Regions from separate parts of the Homo sapiens genome. Here region 2 is linked to region 1. A link is a loop called in an ENCODE intact Hi-C map of the cell type or tissue named here. Cell type or tissue: GM12878. All regions are shown on one strand. Each heading gives the region's core, and the rest is flanking DNA. Links, peaks and the distances in the headings are about the cores only. Region 1 overlaps LYPLAL1-DT (LYPLAL1 divergent transcript). Region 2 overlaps LYPLAL1 (lysophospholipase like 1).

Evidence for each region. Peaks named below come from ENCODE experiments on the same cell type or tissue, not always from the same donor. Only the 100,000 strongest peaks of a DNase experiment are listed, where the experiment ranks them.
Region 2: a loop joins it to region 1, with 4 times the contacts of the local background. A loop is called at or near these places in 9 of 110 quality-filtered maps.

The regions. Positions count from the first base shown.
Region 1 is chr1:219,086,885-219,092,275 of GRCh38, reverse strand. The region is part of intron 3 of LYPLAL1-DT (LYPLAL1 divergent transcript); the gene reads left to right. Among named protein-coding and RNA genes, the nearest start is that of LYPLAL1-DT, 84 kb to the left of the region's middle. RefSeq lists an enhancer at 3,005-3,054. In GM12878, for the core only: no CTCF peak of the experiment used is centred there; DNase peaks (open chromatin) are centred at 1,426 and 3,135; H3K27ac peaks cover 1,325 bases.
Region 2 is chr1:219,186,904-219,192,294 of GRCh38, reverse strand. All of the region lies in intron 2 of LYPLAL1 (lysophospholipase like 1), which reads right to left. Among named protein-coding and RNA genes, the nearest start is that of LYPLAL1, 16 kb to the right of the region's middle. In GM12878, for the core only: a CTCF peak has its summit at 199 (motif pointing right); DNase peaks (open chromatin) are centred at 2,894 and 3,784; H3K4me3 peaks cover 1,279 bases; H3K27ac peaks cover 2,754 bases.

The DNA.
Region 1 (5,391 bases), core at 214-5,213:
TTTGCATCAGTATTCATGTGGAACATTGGCCTGTAGTTTTCTTATTTTGATGTCTCTGTCTGATTTTGGTATCAGGGTAATACTGGCCTCACAGAATGAGTAAGGAAGTATTTGCTTCTTTATTTTTTTGGAATTGTTTGAATAGGATTAGATTAATATTAGTTCTTTAAATTTTGGGTGAAATTTAGCAGTTGAAGGCTTTGGGTCTCTGATTTTTCTTTACTGGGATACTTTTTAATATGGTGTTGAACTCATTACTTGTTATTGGTCTATTTAGATTTTGGAAATCTTCATGATTCGGTCTTGGTAGGTTGTATGTGTCTAGGATTCAATCTATTTCTTCTAGGTTTTCCAATTTACTGGCATGTAGTTGCTCATAGTAGTCTCTAATGATTCTCTGAACTGCAGTATCAGTTGTAATACCTCCTTTTTATCTCTCATTTTATTTATTTGGGTCTTCTATCTTTATGTCTTTGGCTAAATGTTTATCAATTTTATTTTTTTAAAATAAGCCACCTTTTTGTTTAATTGATATTTTGTATTGTTTGTTTTGTTTCAATTTCATTTATTTCTGCTTTGATCTTTATTATTTCTTTTCTCCTACTAATATTGGCTTTGGTTTGCTCTTTGTTTTCTAGTTCTTTAAGATGCATCATTAGGTTGTTAATTTGAGGATTATCTGCTTTTTTGATGTGGAGTGCTTATTGCTATAAGCTTTCTTCTTAGTATTGCTTTTGCTGCATTCCATAGGTTTTGATATATTGTGTTTCCATTTTTGTTTGTTTCAAGGAATTTTTAAATTTTATTCTTAATTTCTTCATTGACCCACTGGTCACTCTAGAGCATATTGTTTATTTTCCATGTGTTTGTATAGTTTCTGATATTTTTCTAATTATTTATTTCTAGTTTTATTCCATTGAGAATAAAACTGGAAAGATGAGACACTTGATATTTTTTCAATTTTTTAATTTTTTAAGACTTGTTTTTTGTTCTAACATGTGATCTATCCTTAAGAATGAGCCATGCCTTGAGGAGAAGAACGTGTATTCTGCAGCTCTTAAATGAAAGATTGTGTAAATATATATTAGGTCCATTTGGTATATAATGTAGATTAAGTCCAATGTTGTTGTTGGTGGTGGTTTTCTGTGTAGTGGTTCTGTCCAATGCTGAAAGTGGGGTGTTGAAGTCTCCAGCTAATATTGTATTAGGGTCTATCTCTCTCTTTAGCTCTAATAATATTTACTTAATATGTTTGAGTGTTCCAGTGTTGAATGTATATATATTTACAAGTGTTACACCCTCTTGCTAAGTTGACTTCTTTATCATTATATAATGACCTTCTTTGTCTCTGTTTATAGTTTTTGTTTTGAAATCTATTTTGTCTGATGTAAATATAGCTACTTCTGCTTTTTTTGTTTCCATTTTCATGCAATATTTTTCAGTTCCTATATTTTAAGTCTAAGTTAGTCTTTATAAGTGAAGCGTGTTTCTTATAGTTACCAGATTGTTAGAGCTTGTTTTTTTATTATTGTTATTGTTCAGGCTCTCTATGTCTTGTGATTGGAGAGTTTAGTCCATTTACATTCAATGTTATTATTAGTAAGTAAGGACTTACTACTGCCATTTTGTTATTTGTTTTCTGGGTGTTTTATGTGTGCTCTTCTCTTTCTTCCTTCCTTCTTCCCTGTATTCCTTTTTGGGAAGTTAATTTTTTTTGGTGGGTTGTTTTAATTTACTGATTTTCAGTTTTTTGTGTATCTGTTGTAGGTTTTATGATTTGAGGTGACCATGAGGTTTGGAAATAACATCTTAGAACTCATTATTTTAAACTGATCACAACTTAGCACTGGATACAAAACAATCCAAACTCACAACAACGAAAGAGAAAACTAATAAAAGCTCTACACTTTAACTTAATCCCCCTGCTTTCTAACTTTTTGTTGCTTCCATCTACGTTTTATTATACTATGTCTTAAAAGTTGTAGTTATTATTTTTGATAGGTTTATCTTTTAGTCTTCGTATTCAAGATATCAATAGTTCACGTACCACAATTACAGTGTTATAATATTGTGTGTTTGTTTGTGTACTTACTATTACCAGTGAGTTTTGTACCTTCAGATGACTTCCTATTGCTCATTAGTGTCCTTTCATTTTAGATTGAACAGCTCCCTTTAGCATTTCTTGTAGGGCAGTTCTGGTGTTGATGAAATCCCTCAGCTTTTGTTTGTCTGGGAAAGCCTATTTCTTCTTCATGTTTAATGGGTATTTTCACTGGGTGTACTCTTCTAGGATAAAAGTCTTTTTTCCTTCAGCACTTTAAATATGTAATGCCACTCTCTCCTAGATTGTAAGGTATGTTATTTGTGTCTTTTCTCTTGCTGCTTTTAGAATCCTTTCTTTATCCTTGACCTTTGGAAGTTTGATTATTAAATGTCTTGAGGTAGTTTTATTTGGATGAAATCTACTTGATGTTCTACAACCCATCTATACTTGAATTTTGATATATTTCTCTAGGTTTGAAAAGTTATCTGTTATTATCTCTTTGAATAAAATTTATACCTTGATCTCTGTACCTCCTCTTTAAGGCCAGTAAATCTTAATTTGCCCTTTTGAGATATTTTCTAGAACTTATAGGCAAGCTTCATTCTTTTCTATTCTTTTGTTTCTTTTGACTGTGTATTTTCAAATAGCCTGATTCTTTCTTCTGCTTGATCAGTTCTGCTGTTGGGAGACTCTGATGCATTCTTCTGTATGTCAATTCAATTTTTCAGCTCAGAATTTCTACATGTTTCAAAAATTATTTCAGTATCTTCGTTAAATTTATCTGATAGGATTCTGAATTCCTTCTCTGTGTTATCTTAAATTTCATTGAGCTTCCTCAAAATTTCTATTTTGAATTTTCTGTCACTCTTGGATTGATCAGTGGTGACTTTTTCAGTTTGTTTAGTGAGGTCATGATTTCCTGAATGGTCCTGATGCTTTTGGATGTTTGTGAGTGTCTGGGCATTGAATAGTTAGATATTTATTGTAATATTTGCAGTCTGCACTTGCTTGTACTCCTCTTGTGGAGGGGTGATGCAAGCTCCACTGTGACTACCACACTGAGACTGTGCTGAGTCACACCCAAAGATAGCACAGCACTGGGTCTTGCTCAAGACCCATGGTGACCACTGCCTAGTTACTGCCAGCGGAAGGAAGGAGTCTCCCCCAGGTTACTGAGCTGCACTGCCTGGGTTGGGGGAGGGGTGATGCAAGCACTCCCTTGTCCACCTGGCTGGTGTCTCATTAGGTCAACCCAAGTCTACTGCCTTCTAGCCCAGCACGCACCAAGACTTGCCCAGGAATTGCAGTCCTTGTCGCCTAGACTGCCTTTGAGGTTTATGTAGTATCCCAGAGTGCTTTGGCCCATGGTAGTGGGGCTAGCCAGAACTCTAGTTCCAACCACTGGGAAGGGCAATTCCTCTCTTGCTGGGACGGATATAAGGACTCCCTCCATGGGCACTGGCTGAGTTCTGCCTTATCTTGTTTTCTACTGTGGCTGGGCTGCACTGAGTTCCAATGCAAAGTCCCACATCACTGCACTCTCTCCCCCACAAGAACACAGATCCTCTCCGCAGCATCAGCAATTCAAGACTATCTTTCCTAACCTCTTCAATGCCTCTTTCTTTGATATGATGTTAGAACCTGGTACTGTGATCACTCACTTGATTTTTGGTTCTCATAAAAGTGCTTTCTTGTGTGGATAGTTGTTCGATTTAGTGTTCCTGTAGGGGGACTATTGTTGGAGAGTTCTATTAGGCCAACCTGCTCTGTGTCTTCCCCTATAGTTTCTTTTTGACTCAGTTACATTCAAATTTATTTTTTACACTTTATAGAAATATTAGGGAGGTTAAAATTTATCCTTTATTTACTGAGCTCTAATTTAACAGAATTGAAATTGTGGTCAGAGAATGTATTATGTTTGACACTAAGTCTTTGAAATTTATTGAGATTTGCTTTAAAGCCTAGTGATATGCTTAATATCCCATTCTATTCCTATGTGGAGGAATCATAAGGTGAGAGACAGACCCTCTCTTTCAATATGTAGCACAAGGGTTCTTATTTATCCTCTGGACAATAGCATACAGATACATGTCTCAAGTTTATCTAGTAAGATTCTCTTGCCTGTAGCTTTGAATAATGAGGGTTAGAGATTTTTCCCAGCCAATGTGGAAGGTTTGAGAGACTACTGGTGTGGCAGCAAGAATCCAGTAGCAGCAGTATCAATTCCTATGTCCTAAGCAGACTTCAGGCTCATAACCTGCTTTCCTTATTTTTCTGCCAGAGTCTAATTCTCAACTGTTGATTAATTCTCTAAGTTATTGATATCTTGCCAATACATTCCTTTTCTGATTAATGTAACCAAAGTCAGTTTCTGTTGCTTAGAACTCAGAATTCTGACAACTGTGAAACACAATGCTTCTGAGGGAATTACAGCATATTACTTTTTGCTTTATTTTATTTAATCTTCTGTTTCTCTCCTCAGGAAGTGTTATTTATTATCCTCATTTAACAGATAGGAAAACTGGGGATTCAATATTTGAAGCACTTTATTCAATACCACACAGCCTGTAAAGTGTGAAACCAGAATTCAAGCCAGCTCTGCCTGATTCTTGAACTGCTACTCTTTAAGCCTTCCAGATATTCAATGGGTGATTTTAAACCTTTCTTTCTGACCCTAATATTCTATGAACTGAAGAATAAATACAGATTGCCAAGTATAAATCAGGAATAGCTTAGGTACTGAGAGGTCAAACTCTAGAAGCCACAAATATTCATATATTCTTAAGTTTTAATTGAGAAAAGTACTTCTCCTAGGCTTTTTACTTCATATACTCTGTGAGATGAATTTTTAGAAACTGACCTTCTCTTATTCACTGCCCCAACTCTGCAAATTTGCCACACGTGCCTTGGCAACATGAACCACCATAACACAGAGGGGCTGGTGACTTAACATACTTTGTCATCCCCCTGGCATAACAGAGGGGTTCTTTTAGGTCATGGGCCACTTTTCTTCTTGTAGGTTTATTGAAAGTTTGTGTGTTCATGCTCATTAAGTAACTTCTAGCAACCTTGGCTAAATAAGTTGGTAAAAGGCTGAACTCATAGTCAGTATTGCTTCATAATACACACATGCAGAGCTCATAATATATGTGACAGTTGATTCACTTAAATCACCTAATTAACTTTTTGCAGTCTTGTATAAATATAATAAAGTAGCTATAGAAATGAAAGATGTTTTCAAGTTAAATTTAACTCCACTGAACTCATAGAATCAGAGTTAACTTATATTTCATTTTAGGTGATTTTAGAGAAAGTTGTTTTAAAGGCAAAACATTCTTAAAAGACTG
Region 2 (5,391 bases), core at 69-5,068, 100 kb before region 1:
AAGTTAGTAAAGTAAAAGCATGAAATGTGCAGCTAAATTGAAAAACAAAAATAGACGGCTAAAAGACAACAGGTGAGACCTGAACATGCTTTTGTACTTCTTCTCTAGTGAAAAACCCAAGTAGAACCTCAGCATATTCAAGGAGCTAGAAATATTCAATTGTCATTGGCCTTGGGATGCATACAATCTTTAGGACCAGTGGGTGGTGCTGGAAGGGAACAAAATTACACCATTTTTCAATATTGATCATACCACCCCAAAATAAATGGACATCCACTTAAGGGGCTTGAACGTCAAGGTTATATTTGGAAAGTTTCTCAGAGAAACTAAAAAAAAAACCTGGAAACAAGAAAGTTGAACTGACTAAAATTTAACAAAAATTCATATACGGGGATCTTTTATTTACTCAAATAGAATCATATAAACATTACTTTGTAACACATTTTCTAAAATTTAAATGGATATGATGAATACCTCTGAAAGTCAGTACATAAAAACTTAAATGTTTTCCCTAAGTTTATGCAGATACATAAAATTTTTTAAATATGAGATTATATATATATACATTGTTTAGATGTTTTTCATGTCAATCTTATTCATTTTTTACCCATCTCTACATTCCTCCTCTTCTCTCCAACTCCCTCACACATCTTGTCCTTTACATTCGGTAAACTGTGTAAATGATCTGAAATATATCCTTCAATGTTATTCTTATAAATTAAAATATGCATATTTACAGGCTATTTCTTGGCACACTATTTCTTTTCAAAAATAAAGTAGTCTATCTGATTCTATTATGTGCATCATGCTTTTTTCCTTCAACAATATCTCATGGAAATCCTTTCATCAGTTACAGTTCTAACTTACCCTTTTAATGGCTATATTATATCCTATGATAAGCATATTCTGCAATTTAATCAGCCATTCCCCTAATAATGGGAATTAATTTGGTACCCAGCTTTTAGCCACTAAGAAATATGCTTCATTAAACATATGCATACGTGTTTTTATCTACTGGAACTTTTATTCCTATGGAAAAGAGTCAAGAAACAGGTTGGATTAAAAGGTACAATTTTTGTCTTAATAGATGTCTCAAAGTTGCTTCCATAAAAGTTGTAAAAATTTACCTTTCTACAGGAAAGGTAGGAAAATATCCTTTTGCCCACAGCAGTAATAGCAGTAGGTGCTGACATACATTAAAATGTTACCATTTAAGAGTATCAATTGAAGTTTTAAAACCAACTTTATTGAGGTATAATTTACATATATAAACTATATTGAACTACACACATTTTAGGTGTATAGTTCAATTACTTTTTACAATGCAACCACCATCTCCACAATGATACAGAACATTCCTTTTCCTTGGAAAATTCCATCATGCCCCTTCACGAGCAACTCCCGTAACCTTCCCAAGCAACTACTGAGTGAGACTATCAACATTGATTTCTTTTGCCTGTTCTAAAACTCCACATAAGTGGAATTGCTGACTGATGTCATTTGCTATTATTTTTTCCTATTGTCATTTCAATTTTTTTCTTGTTTAAAAGAGTACTTTGTCTATTATTGACAAATATTTGTTGCATATATTTCAGGTATTTTCTTCCAAGTCTATTTTGAATATTGATATTACGTTATTATGTACTTAAGGGTTTTTTTTTTTTTTTTTTTTACTGGACAAAAGACTCTACATTTGATATAATGTCTTTTTAAAAAAAAATTTAAATTTCTGGGTCTCTAGATTTGCTTAAGAAGCTCCTGCCAATCCATACATTTTTTATATATAGTAGCCCAGATTTTCTTTTAAGACTTTTGTTTTCATTTTTACACCTAAGCCTTGAATTTTGGGGGAATTTCATACATGGAGTAACCTAAGGATTCAAATTCATTTTATCCCATATGATAGTCAATTGTGCTTGTGCTATTAAAAGAAGGAGAGAGAAAGGGAGGAAAGGAGGAAGACACCCTTCTCAGCAAACAGTGAAATTTTATCTTTGCCATATATTTTATAGTTCTGCATTATCTAGTCTCTCTAACCCTGATTTCTGTAAGACATATGCTATATATAATGAACTGACTTCCCTCTAATACATCTAGAATGGTGCTCGTTCTATATCATACATGCAGTGGGCGGGGGAACAGTCACTCAAATAATTTTCTATGTCTTGTGATTCAGCTGAAGAGCTTTAGTTGAGAAAGGCTCTATTTTGTTCCACTAATCTCTTTATCTATTAAGTTAGTTTCTATTTAGTATCTATTAAGTTAATTATTAAGTTAGTATATAACGTTAATCATATTATAGTGGTTTTAGAGCATATTTTGAAGTTGTGTAAGGTAAGTTCCCCTCTCCTATCATTACTCTAGTCTGTGTTTTCATACTTGTCCTAGCTATTCTCAGGCATCTATTGTTCTTGATTATCCAATAAATTTATCAAAAAATTTAGTAAACTTGAAACTATTTTCAAATAATTATCCTTAAAAAATCCTTTTGGAATTCTAATTAATATTGCATTATTGTCTGAGAATTACATTTTATGACATAAACCTATGAGGAGGGCAGATTTTTGCAGACTGAGCTTTTCCTTCATTGCTCTTTATCCAGGCTTTCAACTGCTGCAGAAAAGATAAAATCTTGCACCACCTCTATACTAGGACTCCAATAAGCATAAATTATCTCACAACCCCATATGCCTTCTGACCCCAGAAGCTGTGTGGCTCTAGAAAGGTAGATAAATTAGAATCAGAAGGGGAGAGAAGGCAGAAAGCATTCAAACCTTCCTCCTCCCAGAATCCCTTCTCAAAACTAGCTTCTTAACTAGTTTTGAGTTACTCATTTTCATTACTCTGAAAATGAGAGTAGGTGCTTTCCAAATAGTCATTGTCAGACAAAATGAAACCTCAAATTGTAGTCAAACTGTCACTAAAATCACAGTGAAGTTCTAAATCAAAATATCAAAAATACAACACTCACTTTAAAATTCAAATGAGCCTATTACCCTTCTGAATTGTTCTACTTCCCTTTTCATTTTACTCTGCTATTTCTGTGTTTATTTGTCTGTCTAAATACTTAAATAAGGATGATATCATAGGCTAAAATGTGAATCATTCTGGGAACTCAGCCATTAATGGAAAAAAGTGGCATTCACTTAACTTTTTTCTTTGACAATGCCTTAATTAGAGATAGATGCTCAGCAGAAGTAGAATCCCAATGTAAGTATGTTACTAATGTGGTAGCTAAGAAAATTAAAATTCTGTTCAAATGGAGTAATTGAGAAAATTTAACGAGACAAAAATAATTTAGAACTTTCTTGCTAAGAAAGCATAAACAAGAATGTATAAATCTCCTAAAATGTTAGAATAACATTTAAATAAAATATAAAAGTTTGTTTTTTAAACAGCTAAAAACTATCACATATGTTATACTCATTCACCTTCTTCCTCAAATAAATCACTTTATTAGCTGGTATAAAACTCCTCAGACATTACCACAATAAATAAATATGTTTGGCAAAGAACATCTGTGTGGTTCCTAAGTTAATCAATCAACCAACCCATTACACATTGGTAAAATATTAAGCTAGAATAAAATGTCCAAGGTTAAAAAAAAAAAAAAGTTGACATTCAGCTTGATACCAAGTTGTTTTTGATCTGTGTTGCCTTAAAGTCATAAAATCGAAAGTTCATTCATAACCTTTAAGTTAACAAATTGGCACCAGTCTTCCTCTTTATCCTCATTTCATACCACTTCTCTCTCCCACCCTTCACTAGGTTCCAGTCACATTTGTCACTTCCTTTTCTTCAAATAGTACGAGCTTATTATTAGTTGAGTGGCTTTGCATCTGATATCCCCACTACTTAGAGGGCTCTTTGCAACATTTCTGCATGGTGGGCTCCGACTGTTCATTTAGGTCTCAGCTCAAGTGTCACCTTCTCAGGGGAGCTTCTTTGACTCTCCAACTGAAAGTATACCTCCCTTTTACCCTGCAACACACACATATACTCTCTATCCCCAGTCTTAATACCATTTATCACTATTTGAAATTATTACATTTAATTTCCCTTTTATTTTCTGTCTCTACATGAGCTCATTGAGAGCAGGGACTTCATTCTTTCCACAGATACATACCCAGTGCTAAGAACAAAGCCTGACATAGAATAGATGCTAAATATTTGCTGAATAAATTTCAGTAATCATTTGTGCCACTTGGGAATAATTTGTGCCAGCCAGAAATAACAATGTCTAAAATTATTTTATTTTTGCTCCAAATATATTTTGACTTTAACTCTTATAAAATCTACACTGTGATTTGTAGAAAACAGTCCATTTTTGTTTCTTTTTTAAAAAATCATATCTAAGAAAACTTTTCCATACTAGTACCTATTTAAACATACCTAATACTTACCAAAGAAGTACATTATTTCTTCAAAATAGCTGTTTTTAGTAGGGTTCCTTACTAGCATACTTGTAGTACAGATATACTGTTATCAGGAGAGGGCTCTCCTACTATCATGCTTCAGATAGGAATTCTAAGTGATGGAGTAAAGAGGAATTCATGGTTTACTATGCCTAAATAAAAAGTGCCTAGTTTATTTTAGAATACATATTTACTGAAAAATACAAACATGGACTTTGTGTGGAAAAACAGTGAATCTAAAAGTATAGGCACTATGCAAATCTTATTACTTTTAGAATTTTTTAAAACACCAAAAGAAACTATATTATCATATAAATCATAAATGGCTTGTTAAAAATTATTTTTAAATGGAAATTCTAATAATAAACACAAACTAAGAAAATCTCTAATTGTAAATATAGCTAAAGCATGTTATAGAAATAAAAATCTTTATTGGGCACTTCATTTAAAGAGTCCAAATTACCACAGTGAAAAAAAAAAGCAGTATTTTCCATCTAAATCAACACAGCAAACTAATTGCTGACTTTTACTGACTATGCCCCTACCTTAGCTGATTTAAAACATCTATTAAATACAGTTGAGGAAAAGGGATACCTTATAATCAAAATGGTAATTCACAATTTAATCAAAACACACTTATATGCTGTAATAGACCACAACTGAGTATATACAATAAACTATTGTTCTCCTCTTAAGCTGTTTAAAATATGGTTGACTGTTGAAAACAAAAATTATAACCTTGTTTGATACAGTTTTCAATGTATGCAGACAAAATACATATGAAAACTATAACATACACAAGATGGGGATAAAGGGACCTATATAGTTACAAGGAAAAAAAAAACAACAAAGAACTCTAAGTAGGTAAAAAAGCTTTGCTATGTATATCATAATCCCTATGGCAATCAGAAAAAAAATAAAGTAAAATGGTGTATTAAAAAACGAATAATTCAATAGAAAGTGTGAAAGGGAAACA